Regions from separate parts of the Homo sapiens genome. Here region 2 is linked to region 1. Evidence: chromatin contacts called from ENCODE Hi-C or POLR2A ChIA-PET data. All regions are on one chromosome and are shown on one strand. Each heading gives the region's core, a stretch centred on a gene start or an enhancer-like site at or near the end of the contact. The rest is flanking DNA. Distances are from core to core; before and after follow the strand shown. Region 1 overlaps LOC124902956 (a long non-coding RNA gene). Region 2 holds the start of LINC02420 (long intergenic non-protein coding RNA 2420).

Region 1 (6,810 bases), core at 3,110-5,609:
GTTCCGAAGGCAACACGAAGCTGCTCTGAGAGGCAGTGTCACACAGTGGTTACACGTGCAGGCTCGGGAGCCAGTTTGCCTGAGTCCAAGTGCTAGCTCAGCTGTTTGCCAGCTGCGTGCTCCTGGGTATGTTGCTTATATTTGCTGTGATTCCATTTTCTTATCTATAAAATGTGAACAATAATAAACAGTTAGAAATTCACAGTGTTGTCGGGAAGATGGCATGAATCAATGCATGGGAAGCACTTAGATGGGCACCCACCACCCAGGAGGCACTCGGTATGTGTCAATGCTCTTTTCATGAAAGAGCTATAAGCGCTCACTGAAAGTGCCCTAAAGCCCTGCCCCAAGAGCTAAGAATCACACTCCCCTACTTAGGGAGAAAGCTTAAGGTCACAGTTTTGGAGTCTTCCATGGAGGTGAGAATCAAGACAGAGCAACTTTCAGAGTTTCTGCCTCCTTATTAGCCTCTGAAAATACAGAAAACTCCACTAGTTTAACAACTGCACATGCTATAATACCATTTAGGTCAGAAAAATACAATGTTCCCTTAATTAAGACCCAGAGGTTACAGCTGAGGAAGGCAATCAGCCGCTTCAGAACATATGCTTCAAAGACCAACCTACAAATGCATGGGAGGCAGTCATGATGGTGGCGGATGAGCTAAACAGACAAGGGTTTTCTCTAAATAGAGATTTTCACAAACAGTTGATGAAATGGCAGTACACCAGGTAACAGATCCAATTATGGCAAAACAGGGGAAATTAACGCTATGCCTCAGGCATACCGTGTTTAGACCAGTGATTTCTTTTTGTGAATTCTAATATGTATTTTTTACTGTGATTTTGAAATACCTTTCTAATGTTTCCTTGTTCAAGATGTAAGTGTGAATCCAAACACATGCATACACACCAGTTATGGCTTTGTAAAACCAAGTAATAATAATCCGCCACAAATTGCTAGGATCCATTTTTCAATAAAAAATAAAAGCCAAATCCTCGCAAAACAAAGAAAAATAATCAGTACTGACAAGAATACATTGCCTAACCTGTGTACTGTAAAATCTCAAGCAACAGTACAGTAGTTAAAGGGGAAAATAATGTTTATTTATCACCTTTATCACCTAAATGCGTGTCCAAATACTATGTTCCACATTCCCCAAAAAATCTACAAAGTGGAGGAATTTTTAAGATCCTTTTATTTATGTTAGCCGAGGCAAGAACTGAGATTCAAAAGCAGTTCTGTCTGAGTTCAAAGCCTGTGTTGTGCCCACTACACTAATATCCCGAGACACAGAGTCCTTAGCCTTCCTCAGGAACTGGTTATAGCTTATGGCATTTTTTTCTTTAATGATGCTCACTCCTAAGAAATGTTTCCTAATATTTAATCTAAATCCCTCTCTTCTCTTCCAGTTTAAACAATTCCTTTTATTTGTGTCCTCGATGGGGAGAGAGAACATTGGTCAGTGTCCTCCTTAATAACAGCTCTTTAACAGTTATTAAATTGCTTCTACTCCAGGCTAAATGCATCCAACTCCTTTAACCTTTTGTTAAAGGGCCAATTTTCTAACCTATTGATAATTGCATTTGCTCTTCTCTGGACCTTTTCCAAGCTCTGGATGCTGCCCTCAAAATTCATATATATACACTCCTCTTATCATGAAGAGCCTATGCCAAGTAAAGCTAAAATAATCCTTCCCAGTTCTTTCATAAGAGAAAGAGATTCTTAATTTTAATAAAAGCTTTATTTTGTTAGGATATTCGTTAGCAATTTACAATCCCTTATCGTTACAGATTTCTTTTTATGACACTCTTTCCTAGTCCAGCTTGTGCCCAATGTAGTGTGTTTATTAGCAACAATTACAATAACTACCTTGAAATTACTCTCTAAAAACATGCCAAGTGCTTTGATGCCTAGAGGGATAGCAGCCTGTGCTGACAGGGATTGAGTTGTTGAACAGGAAAGTTTATGTAAGGCCTCAACACCAAGGATCCTGGCAGTAGCAAGAAGAAACAGAGCATTATGACAGAGCATGCATGTGACAGCATCAGTATCTTCTTACAGCAGGGGCATGTAGCACAGAAAGGGATCAGGTTGTCTTGTTTTTCTGGTGTTGTATCCCTAGCGCTTCTCTTTGCATTTCTGCCTGGGTAACTCACTCTAATTTCTCAATTTATGTCCATATTGCTTCTTGGATCACTCTTTTAATTCACCCCAGACTGAACTTGATCTCTATCTTCTTTGACATTAGCAGTCCCATAGAAAGTTGCAGGAAGGCAAGTAAGAGTACCCAGGTCCAATAAAGGCTTAAAGGGAGCTCTCTCATTCACTAGTCAATGAAACACTCATTCAGTGAAATGCTGCTGTCAGGACAGAATGTACTTCCTGTAGACATCATTGGAAAGAAACTGTTCCTGTCCCATGTGAAAAAAAATTTTTTTTTTTGAGTCAGGGTCCTGCTCTGTCACCCAGGCAGGAATGCAGTGGCACGATCATAGCTCAGTACATTCTCAAACTCCTGAACTCAAGTGATCCCCCACCTCAGCCTCCTGAGTAGCTAGGATTACAAATTCACGCCACCATACCTGGCTATTTTTTTTTAATTTTTTATAGAGATGAGGTCTTGCTATATTGTCCAGGCTGGTTGAAAACTCCTGGCCTAATGCAATCCTCCCATCTTGGCCTCCCAAAGCACTGGGATTACAAGCATGAGCCACTGCATCCAACCCATGTGAGATTCTAACCTCATACAACTCATCTTTTGCTATGGGGTAGATACTAGACTTCAATTGCTCATGCATGCAGAACTACTCTGTCCTATACTTCTCTATCCCACAACTACTGCAATGAGTGCTGCTGTGAAATGTCTCTGGGCCTCTTTGAAAATCTCCATATTCACAGGAGAACAAAGAAGGGAACAGCAGAAATAGCTGTGAATACATTCTCCATTCTTGGGCAGGACCAGTCTATATATGTGATTTTCAGGCAGGCACTTCCTGCCTGAAAATGTCCTCTTGAATGCTAGCAGAAATAGCTGTGAATACATTCTCCATTCTTGGGCAGGATAGCATATGTGATTTTTAGGCAGGCACTTCCTGCCTGAAAATGTCCTCTTGAATGTTAGAAATAAGTGGAAAAGGAGGAAATTAGAGTTGGGAGAAGTAAAGAGATTGGTGAAGCAGGAATAGATGTTTTTGTATTACAGTCATGGAAAAGGTAAAGAAAATAGTATCAGGTGTGATTAGGCTTGTCTGTATATAATAGAAACTCCCAATATGTGGCTTAAACAAGACAGGTTTGTTTCCTCTTCAGATAAATGAAGTAGAGATGTAAGCATTTGTTATGAATGTCTGTACCCCTCCAAAATGCAAAAGTTGAAATCCTAACCCCCACCCTTATAAAAGAGACCCCAGAGAGCTCACTCTCTCCTTCTACTATGTTAGGACAGAGGGCAAACACTGCCATCACATCTATGAAGCAGGAAACAGCCCTCACTGGACACCAAATCTGCCAGCCTCTTGATCTTGGACTTCCTAGCCTCCGGAACTGTGAAAAGTAAGTATCTTTTGCTTAAGCCACCCAGTCTTAGCCTGAACTGACTAAAACAGACACATACACTGCTATAGCAGGTCCAAAGTCATCAGGAACTCTAGAGCCTATCTTTCTACATAGTTTCTATCTGCAAGGCCTAAGGTGGCTATAGTGCTTCAGATATTACATTTCAGGCAAAAAGAGGAGGAAGAAGGGAAGGGCCAAAAAGATTTCCCTCTCAACTGAGTCAGCCTGCTTCACATAGCCTTCCCGAAAGCACACCCAAGGACTTCTACCTAATCTCATTGACCACCCATGGGAAGCTAGGAAATAAGAGTGTGTATCTGGGCACATTGCCAACTGGAAAAACATCAGGTTTCTAGGAGTAAATGGAGAATGGATATTGGGTAGGCAACTAGCAGTTTCTAAGCTAAAAGCTAAGACAAAATACTTTCGGTCTTGGCTCTTAAATCCTGCATGTTTTTTGAAAGTAGGAAGGGAATGCACTGCTATTTCCCTAATTTGACATTTCTCCCATGGGAGTAGAGATACATGAATGAAAATGAACCAGAATATTTAAATCAGCTGCATGGAAATTTATCACTCACATCTTCCAAATTATTTTTAAGTTTAAAATGAAAGGAAATCTTGATTACATGGGTTAAAAGAACAACTTTATTATATCAGAGGGAGCTATTCAAACTGAAATGTACAGCTTTGTTTTGAAAACAAAAACCATCCATTAGAGGGGGAGTTAGTTCATCAAAAGAAAGAATGAAACCAGTAAACATCTGCAATTTCACATGATGAGGGGAACAAAATATAAAGCTCAGTTATTTTAAGCAATAGACAAAAGAAAAAGTGAAAGCAGAAGTAGGCCTAAGACTTGTCACTCTTGCTGCCACAGGGCATACCACTCAATCACTCCGTGTGGACACATCTGGTGGAAAGGGAGGCCCTCCATATTTCACTCAGTTCTGCTTATGCTTCTTGAGACCCTCCAAATAGAAAAATCACATTATATATTTTGACAAGAGGCTTTCTTGTTTGCAAAGGTATCAAATAGTCTTACAAGGGAAGATGGCACACATTAAGAGATCATTTTTATGATGAAGAATAAAAGCCCTTCAATTCAAGGCTATGTCAGGAAAGCTGGGATGTACAGTAGCCTTAATAAACTTGGATTGACCTTTACAATCAGGAACTATAAGACTCTACCTGAGACTTACTGTTCTGCAAATGACACCTAAACCACAGGTCCAAGTCTCATATCCGGTCTGAGGGAAACCTGGCATCAGGCAAGAGACACGGAGCAACAGGAAGGGCAAAGACCTGCTCTTATTTCCTTGTTACCTTCTCACTGCCATAATGAACTAAAGTTCCATTGAGTGTTCCACAATTGTATTGTAATGTTTGGGAAGCAACGGCATACATAAAGTCTTCTCAAAATTATAATGCATTCAGCAACAAAAAACTTTAAGTATTTCTTGCTGAGTTGATCCTTCAGATCATGTGCATATGGGCAGAAAACATGAGCTTTGCAGTCAGAAATACTTGGTGGAGAATTAAGACCCATGATTCACTGGGCAAGGGTAACACTGGGAAAGCAATTAATATTTTTCACATGCAAAACTGGGGAACTAGTTCTTTACAGTGGTGTTGCAATGATTCAATGAGATGATACACAGCAAGCACCTGGCACTTAGCAGATATTCAACAAGTGTTAGAATCTCTCCCTCTCTCCCACCTCCCCAGACTTCTTTCCCACTCTCAACAATTCACTGTTTTGGATTTACATTCACATATTTAGCAAAATTTGATCATATTAATATATTATGAGGTTAAATGAGAATGCCAATCATATCACCAACATGGATTAAAAACTTTTGTTCCTTTACAATGTGACATTAGTCATAGACCTCCAAGAAATAGCTGGCCTGAGGGATGGTTTCAGGCAAAGATTCTGGGATGGTGCAGAAGTATGTGAACACCACCAGCTTCAAATCTCAGATCAGCTGAGCAGTCTCCCAGATGTCATTCAGCAGTCTTCCTCCTATACTCAGTCCTTTGCTCCAGGACTAGAAGACAACTCGTGAAAACTGCCAGTTTCATTCATCAGCTCAAAGTTGAGGTTACCAAGTAGGCCACTTCGGAATATTGCAAAAGAGATACAGGGAGAGATGAAAGTGAACTGGAATTTTTCATACCAATGACTTAATATGGGAAATAGTGACAATCTTCTGGGAAAATTCACTTAGACATCATTTAATATATTTGGATATAGACACAGAAATACTGATGTTGTTGTTTTAAGAGCTTGTATTTCGAATGAAATATAAAGACCCTTAAATGCATATTGTTGTTAGCGCTTTTGAATTATTGAACAGTAAAGATACATGTTCTGCGTGAAATGTTCATTTCTTCAATGCTTGGAAGTGAGGTACTAGGGAAAGCTTCACATATACGTGACAAATTAGTTGCTAAATTCTGTTTTTCAGACCATGGAGTTCTGATTTGTTTATTTTTAAATACATTATTTATACAAACACAGTTTTTTTTAGAGTAAATGCAAGAGAAGGGTATAGAATTAAATAACTAGTCAAATTCTGAAATAAGACAAAACTACCCATTAAAATACTTTCTTGTTAATTCACTTTAATGACTGGGAAATCCTTGACTTATTACTATGCTATGTAAATCAACATGCAAAAAAGCATTAAAAAAATTTAGAGCACTACACCGCAATCCATAGTTATTTATTTTGACAATTCTAGTTGTTTTAATTATTCATTATAGTACTTTATGGCAGAGTGTAAACGTGCTGCAGTATTTTTTTTTTTTTTGTAAGTTTAAAAGTCTGTGTATGGCAATACTTCAAGAGCGCTTTTTTCCTCCCATTAAATGTTTTGTATAATCAGGAAAGAGACTGCCTTTTAAGTAAACTTTCAAGGTTATTAACCAACACAGTAGAATAAATTATGTCCTACTCCTCACCTACTTTTACAATTTGAAGATTTTGAAGAAAGATAAATTATTTTTTAAAGAATATCTCCAAAAAAAATATTGTGAGCTTTGCCTAATGAAATTCTTGAGGTTAAGTTTTTAGTATTTCAAGGCTTCTGTTTGAAGGGGAGGTAGGAAAGAAAACCACAGATATCAAGTAATCAAAGAAAGATTTTAGGAAACACTACATTTTCTCTTTAAAGTCTATTTGTTGAATGTAAAACAACATAGACACAGAAGGGCTTAAATCTATAGATATTGTTCTTTCCCAAAATG
Region 2 (6,870 bases), core at 1,064-3,563, 540 kb after region 1:
ATCAGCTCCTGAGGCTTCATTAGAGGTGAGCTCTAACCAGAGGATATAGGGGGGAACTAATGATATTAAGTCAACTATTCAAATGAAGAGATTTGCATGCATTTCTAAGCTCAGGACCTGGTAAACCTGCTAGAATTTTAATAATTTAAGCTGTGGCCATCAGCATTTTTATTACACATTGATTGACTACACTGGGTAGGAAATACGCATTAATAAATTCTATTGGATACTTCTGGGGATGAGGTGAAAGTTTCAAGATGAATAGTATTTATTTCTGTACAACAACCACAGCTCTTCTCTTATTCTTTGTGACTCTTATTCAGCTCACATCACAGCAAATGAAGTAACAAGATCACACATTTGTTGTATTCTATGGACCCTCTCTTTCACAGAACCATTACATTACCAGGTTACCCACTGGCTACCCACTGGCTTGAGACTGACAATTCATTAGGTTTTTTTTGTTTGTTTGTTTTTGAGAGGGAGTCTTGCTCTGTTGCCCAGGCCGGAGTGCAGTGGAATGATCTCAGCTCACTGCAACCTCCACCTCTTGGGCTCAAGTGATTCTCCTGCCTCAGCCTCTTGAGTAGCTGGTACTACAGGTATGCACCACCATGCCCAGCTAATTTTTGTATTTTTAATAGAGACAAGGTTTCACCATGTTGGCCATGCTGGTCTTGAACTCCTGACCTCAGGTGATCCACCCGCCTTGGCCTCCCAAAGTGCTGGGATTACAGACATGAGCCACTATGCCCAACTGAACTGATATTTTTATTATCTTTTTTTTTTTCCAGTCGAGAAGCCTGAGCCTCAGAGGGGTAAGTGACTCCTCTCATTTATGCTGCTGGCGTCTGGTGAGGCTTAGTCTCGGCATTCAGGTGTGCAGATGGTTATGTGTGTGGTGGGGAGTAGAAGTCTCTTCTTAATGTTCTGCTGACTGCTCAGTATTTTATGATGAGCCCAAGTCATTTGTCTTGCATCAGTTTTTCCTCCCTTGCTCTAATGCTTCTCTTTAGATAGAGCAAATGTATTCTTTTGTTCACCAGCTGGTCCTTTTACCTTTGAGGAGGTAAAAGAAGTAGGTTTCCAGCAGGGGAAGAGGGAGTATGAATGAAGGTCATGGGAGCATAGAGCAGGAAGAAATGGTCCCAGAGGAGTTGCCTAGTGGCCACCTAGGATGAGAGGCAGATTCGTTGAATCTGTCTTCGATGTAAGGTGATGCTGTGCCTACGGGGATGAAAGAAATGGCAGTGAGGGTGAGCAGCTTCCCAGAATACACCTGGGCCCCGTGCTCATGGTCACTTGTTGGTTGGAGCCACATCTGGGTCTGAGATTCAGGCTGGACACAAGATTGCTGTGATGGATGTACTTTCATTTCATCACATCCTATTTGTATCACAGCAATATCAAGAAAATGAACACACAAAGCTAGATCACCATGGAGAGAAGGCAGTTTAGATGTATTTGTTTTTTCCCCCTGTATTTTTAATGTTTTGCTTGATTTCTCATCATTTGAAGTTGCTCCTCTGATGTTACAGAGATAACATTTGCCTGATGATCTCAGCTAGAAAGTGGTCACAGGAGTAGCATTCCACAGGACACTGAGCATTCGCTCTTGGGAGCACATCGTTTGTATAAGGGCAAAGGAAAAGAAAGGGCAGCCAAGGCTGGGGCGGAAACGCAGCGCCCTCACCTTCGAGAAGGAAGCATGGGGAAGGCGCCCTCTTGTGGAACTCGGCTCACTGTCTAATCTGCCTGGTAACAGGCGCTCTTTATACCAACGGATATATTTTTCCCCATGGATTTGTGTTTGAAGGTATTCTTAGAAAATTTTGAGTACAACTCTCGGCTGCTTTTCATATCCACCAAGAACTGACAATCTGAAGTCAATGTGAAATTCAAAAGGTGGCATTTTTTTAAGAGAGCCAGATTAACTGTGAATTATCTCCCAAATTGGCATGTTGGGTAATTATTTTCATATTTTGGTGCAGAGCCTTTCAAAATATGGGTTTTGCAATTACGTTAAAAAAAAAACCTACTTCTCTCACCTGTGTAGGATTTAAGCAAAGCCCAGGCAGTTTGAGGTTATTTTTAGTCCTGATTAATTATTCAGCCAAGATAATTCCAAGTTCAGCAGCTTATTTGGAAGAGACATGACAGCTGGGCTCTCAAGTCAGCCTCAGGTCAAAGCCGACATCTTCATAGCAAAACCGTGCTCTCCCCACATTTTGGGGAGAGGGCAGCGGGTTGCATTTTCTGTGGCACTGGTGTCAGCTTTGCCAGCCTGGAGCCGGTGAGTGGAGGGAGAAACTGCTGATTCGGGGGCCTTCAGACATGGCCGATTTCACAGCAGCGAAAATAGGTCACTAATGACACGTGGCAATGAGCCAATAAACTGTGGCCAGGAGCTCCGAACGGTCTGCTGGTGGCAAGATACATTTCACTAGAACTCCAGGAAGAAAGCAATCTGCTTTCATTTGTTTAAAACAACCATAGGGTTGCAGAACTCAGAGGCCAAGATTGTTATCTCTCTCCCCCTTACCTTTATATTCCTAAACGTTCAAGTTTATTGTTTCAGTTTATCCCTTTTCCCATGCACTGAAATAACTGTGGCGCTCTTGCTTCTTTTTTGAATAGTCAAGCTGATATGATTCTTTTTTCCCCTCAAGTGCCAGGGGGGAGAATGAAGATGATATGGTTTGGCTTTGTGTCCCCACCTGAATCTCATCTTGAATTGTAATCCCCACGTGTGGAGGGAGGGTCCTGATGGGAGGTGATTGGGGGCTATTGGGAGGATCATGAGGACGGTTTCCCCCATGCTGTTCTCGTGATAGTGAGGGAGGGCTCGCGAGATCTGATGGTTTACAAGCGGCAGTTTCCCCTGCGGCTCTTTTTCCTGCTGCCATGCAAGAGGTACCTTGCTTCTCCTTTGCATTCTGCCACAATTGTAAGTTTCCAGAGGCCTCCCAGCCATGTGGAACTGTGGGTCAATTAAACCTTTTTTCTTCATAAGTTACTCAGTCCCGGGTGTGTCTTCATAGCAATGTGAGAACAGACTAATACAGGAGACAATGATGATATTATCCTTTCTGAATCCCTCTGTGTTGATGCTGATGTGGCTCTAGTCGGTTTAGTCCATACCATACTGATCTTCATAAAACCGTCTCTGTGATTTGGGAGCAGTGTCATGTGTTGCTATTATGTGAGAAAATAGTATTTTTACTTCATTTTGGGTAGTCACTCTGGATTGATGTTTCATGTTAATCTCCTAAAAGAAGAAGGGGGGATTGTAGAGAAGAAGGCTGGGAATGGCTAATCACCTTCCATATAGGCCTGGTGTGATTCAGAACAGAGCTTAGACCAGAGATTCCCAAACCAAAGTGAGCCTCAGCATTCCTGGGAGGTCCTGTTAAAACCTAGGTGGCTGGGCCTCACTCTCTTATTCTGATTCAGTAGGTTTGTACGAAGAGCCCAAGAATGTGCATTTCTAACAAGTTTCCAGGTGATGCTTGTATTGCTGATTCAGGGACCTGCATAAACCTGAAGTGCTGGCTTAGGTAGGTCAGCAGTAGCCTCAGCACTGCCCCACATAAGCAATTTCCCCATCCTAGAACTTCCTCCACACTGCAGACAGTTTAAGAGTAGAGACCATTTCTCATTCATCTTTGAATTTCCAGACTCCAGCACAGTGCTTGACACAGATGTGTTAAATAGTTGTTGAATGAATTAATGACTGAACTCTATCAGCTGATCTTCTTAGAATTTCTTACTTGAAGTGGGTAATCAGAGATGTTTTACTGAAACTCTGGAATTACCTTAAATAGGATATTGGTTGCATTGAATGTAAATGACGAAATCACTGAAATTAATATTTTAAAAGACAATGGGCTGGGTGCGGTGGCTCACACCTGTGATCCCAGCACTTTGGGAGGTGGGGTGGGGTGGGGGTGGATCACGAGGTCAGGAGTTCGAGGCCAACCAATATGGTAAAACCCCATCTCTACTAAAAAATACAAAAATTAGCCAGGCATGGTGGCGCATGCCTATAGTCCCAGCTACTCAGGAGGCTGAGGCAGGAGGATCACTTGAACCCGGGAGGCAGAGGTTGCAGTGAGCTGAGATTGTGCCACTAAACTCCAGCCTGGGTGACAGAGCGAGACTCCATCTCAAAAAACAAGACAAAAAACAATGGAGTAAGGAGAAATAAGGCAACATGCTCTCCTAAGGGTTGCTCAGGTTGAACAAAAGGAGCTAGGTTTTAGGAAGAAGCTGGGCAGAGGAAAGGTGGGCCTACCAAAGCGAACAAGGTGTTTTACCACCATTTGTAATGAGAGACAGAAACCTTCTGCAAGGAGTGTATTAAGAAGATGACCTGGCACCTTTTCCCTGGAAGGTCCCATTCACTGAACCTCACAGGGCAGGGTAAGACATAGTTCTTGTATCAAGGAAGAGTTTTTGGCATGGTTTGTGACTTAGGGACTATGTAATATGTTGGTAACCAGTATGTAAACCCTGGAGATCAGCTCCTAGGACTCCTCTGATCTGTGTGTTCATTCTTTTATTTGGATGGGAACGAAGGGAAGAATGGAGTTTGAGTCTGGTTTGGTTGGAACCTTCCATCCCTCATGACCTTACGGCTGCCTTAGCGTGTGTCCTCTCCACGTGTTGCTGGGCATTTTCTGGCATGCCTCTTTTGTTTTTTGTGGCTTTCTTTTTCTCATGCTATCCTTCTGCTTGGAATGTCTCTCTCTACTGTCCAACCAGCCTAATCCTGGATAATTCAGACTTAACCATTTATAACTTCCCCTAGAAGCTACCTCTCCCAGGAAGTATCTTTAGGTGTCTCTTCTCTGTGTTCTTATAATACCCTATGAATACCTCAATCACTCATTCACTTATTCATTCAACAATTATCTATTGAGTTCCTAATAGGTGCTAGGCATAGTGCTAGTCATTGGGGATATAAAGATGGACATGACATAGCTCTTGTCCTTAAGTAGCTCATTGCCTAGTGAGAGGATATAAATAATTAAACAAGTAATTGCAATACGAAGTGCAAAGTCCTCAGATAGGAGTAAGCACTGTTGCTATGGAAATACCTAGAAAGGACGCCTAACTCTAACTTGAGGTGTCAAGGAGCATTTTCTAGATTAGCAATCCCCAACTTTTTTGGCACCAGGGGCCAGTTTTGTGGAAGACAATTTTTCCACTGATGGGCAAGGGGAGGGATGGTTTCAGGATGAAACTGTTTCACCTCAGATCATCAGGCATTAGATTCTCATAAGGAACGTGCAACCTAGACCCCTCGCATGCACAGTTCACAATAGGGTTCACATTCTTGTGAGAATCTAATGCCACTGCTAATCTGACAGGAGGCAGAGCTCAGGTGGTAATGCTCACTGGCCTGCTGCTCACCTGCTGTGCAGCCTGGTTTTTTTTCTTCTCTTGTTTTTTTTTTTTTTTTTTTTTTTGAGATGGAGTTTTGCTGTTGTCACCCAGGCTGGAGTGCAGTGGCACAATCTCTGCAACTGCTGCCTCCTGGGTTCAAGTGATTCTCCTGCCTCAGCCTCCCAGGTAGCTAGGATTACAGGTGCCTGCCATCACGCTCAGCTAATTTTTGTATTTTTAGTAGAGATGGGGTTTCACCATGTTTGCCAGGCTGGTCTCAAACTCCTGACCTCAGGTGATCCACCCATCTCAGCCTCCCAAAGTGCTGGGATTATAGGCGTGAGCCACTGCACCCAGCCATGCAGCCTGGTTTCTAATAGGACACAGACTGGTGCTGGTCCATGGCCTGGGGGTTGGGGACGCTTATTTTAGATAAAGAAACATCTTACTCAAGATCTAGCAGGTTGAATAGAATTTAGCCAGACAAAGAGATGGGAGAAGAGCATACCAATGAGAGGAGAAGCTTTTGCAAAGCTCATTATTTGTTTATATGATTAGCTGAAGACTGTAGACTCTGGGGGCTGAGACTGTGTTTTATTCCTTAGTCTAGTCCTAACTCATAGCATCGTACCTGGCATACAGTAGATGTCCAAGGAAAAATTTCTTGAATGTGTGAATGAATGAATTAGCCTCTGCTGCAATGGCTGTTGAGAGTACTAACCAGTAACCTCAGAAGGTGGTGATTCTTAGAAAGTGAACCTTTGTTGGCTCAATGGCTCTCTATTCTAATTCTTGTATGCCCTTCCTATGTGCTTATCAGTTGGTTAGCAGACATTAAAATTGTGTGGGTTCTATGTGCAGGTTCATTTCATGTTCTGAGTACGATTGCTGATATGATTTCCATGTAGCAGCAAACTGCTCCAACCCAATGCTTTGAAAACAAATGTGCAAATTCCGAAAAGAGGATTAATGCAAACAAGGTTAGAACCGACTGAGCATTTTAACACTGCATGAAATATAAACAAATCAAACTGTGTTTTCAGAAACAGACTTCTTTTTTTATGATTGGAAAAATACTGCTTTTGTTGTTGTTGTTGTTGCCTCCATTGTCAGTTGCCTCTCGAAGTGTGTTCTGCTGTTAATGGAACAGCGAGGCAGGTCTGCAGGCCCACGCGTCTACCCACTCATTGTCAGTGAGCACTGGCTTTCTGAATCACCTGGGAAAATGGGAAATGATTAACTCAAAGCAAAAAAGGTGACTTACATTTTCTGAATGAATGATAGTGATTGAAGTGCTAACTCCTAAGAGATTTGCAGAGGAGTTCATGCAAGGGGTAGAGAGCGTCCCTGTGTTCTTAGGAGTTGCTTTAATAAAAGGAGCCCTGGCTCAGAGTGGGGGAGGCAAAGCAGGCAAGAAGCAGTGAGTGGGAGAATTGAATAACTTGATTGGAGAATCCTTGTGCTACTCCTCTATGCCCTGAT

What was found. Hi-C counts contacts between places; a loop is a spot of excess contacts on that map. ChIA-PET counts read pairs that join two places held with the same protein, here RNA polymerase II (POLR2A). Pooled maps may share reads with other maps.
Region 2: a map of naive thymus-derived CD4-positive, alpha-beta T cell shows a loop between it and region 1 (7-fold over the local background). The contact joins the promoter of LINC02420 here to the enhancer-like site in region 1. A Hi-C loop is called at or near these places in 1 of 168 maps with a recorded cell type or tissue (naive thymus-derived CD4-positive, alpha-beta T cell), 1 of 37 single-sample maps with no recorded cell type and 8 of 50 pooled maps. POLR2A ChIA-PET finds 5 or more read pairs at or near these places in 2 of 52 experiments (H1 and WTC11).

What each region holds. Positions count from the first base shown.
Region 1 is chr12:66,896,937-66,903,746 of GRCh38, forward strand. It overlaps LOC124902956 (a long non-coding RNA gene), which reads right to left. Exons shown (of 2, transcript XR_007063353.1): 2 at 4,184-6,810. It also overlaps a transcript of GRIP1 not described here. Among named protein-coding and RNA genes, the nearest start is that of GRIP1, 220 kb to the left of the region's middle. RefSeq lists an enhancer at 4,246-4,455. Within about 2 kb of position 4,360, at least 2 of the 41 ENCODE cell types and tissues checked have a DNase peak (open chromatin) inside an H3K27ac peak, as active enhancers do.
Region 2 is chr12:67,440,246-67,447,115 of GRCh38, forward strand. LINC02420 (long intergenic non-protein coding RNA 2420) reads right to left here and starts at 2,314. Exons shown (of 2, transcript NR_146500.1): 1 at 2,049-2,314; 2 at 753-1,227. The region is part of intron 3 of LOC105369812 (a long non-coding RNA gene); the gene reads left to right.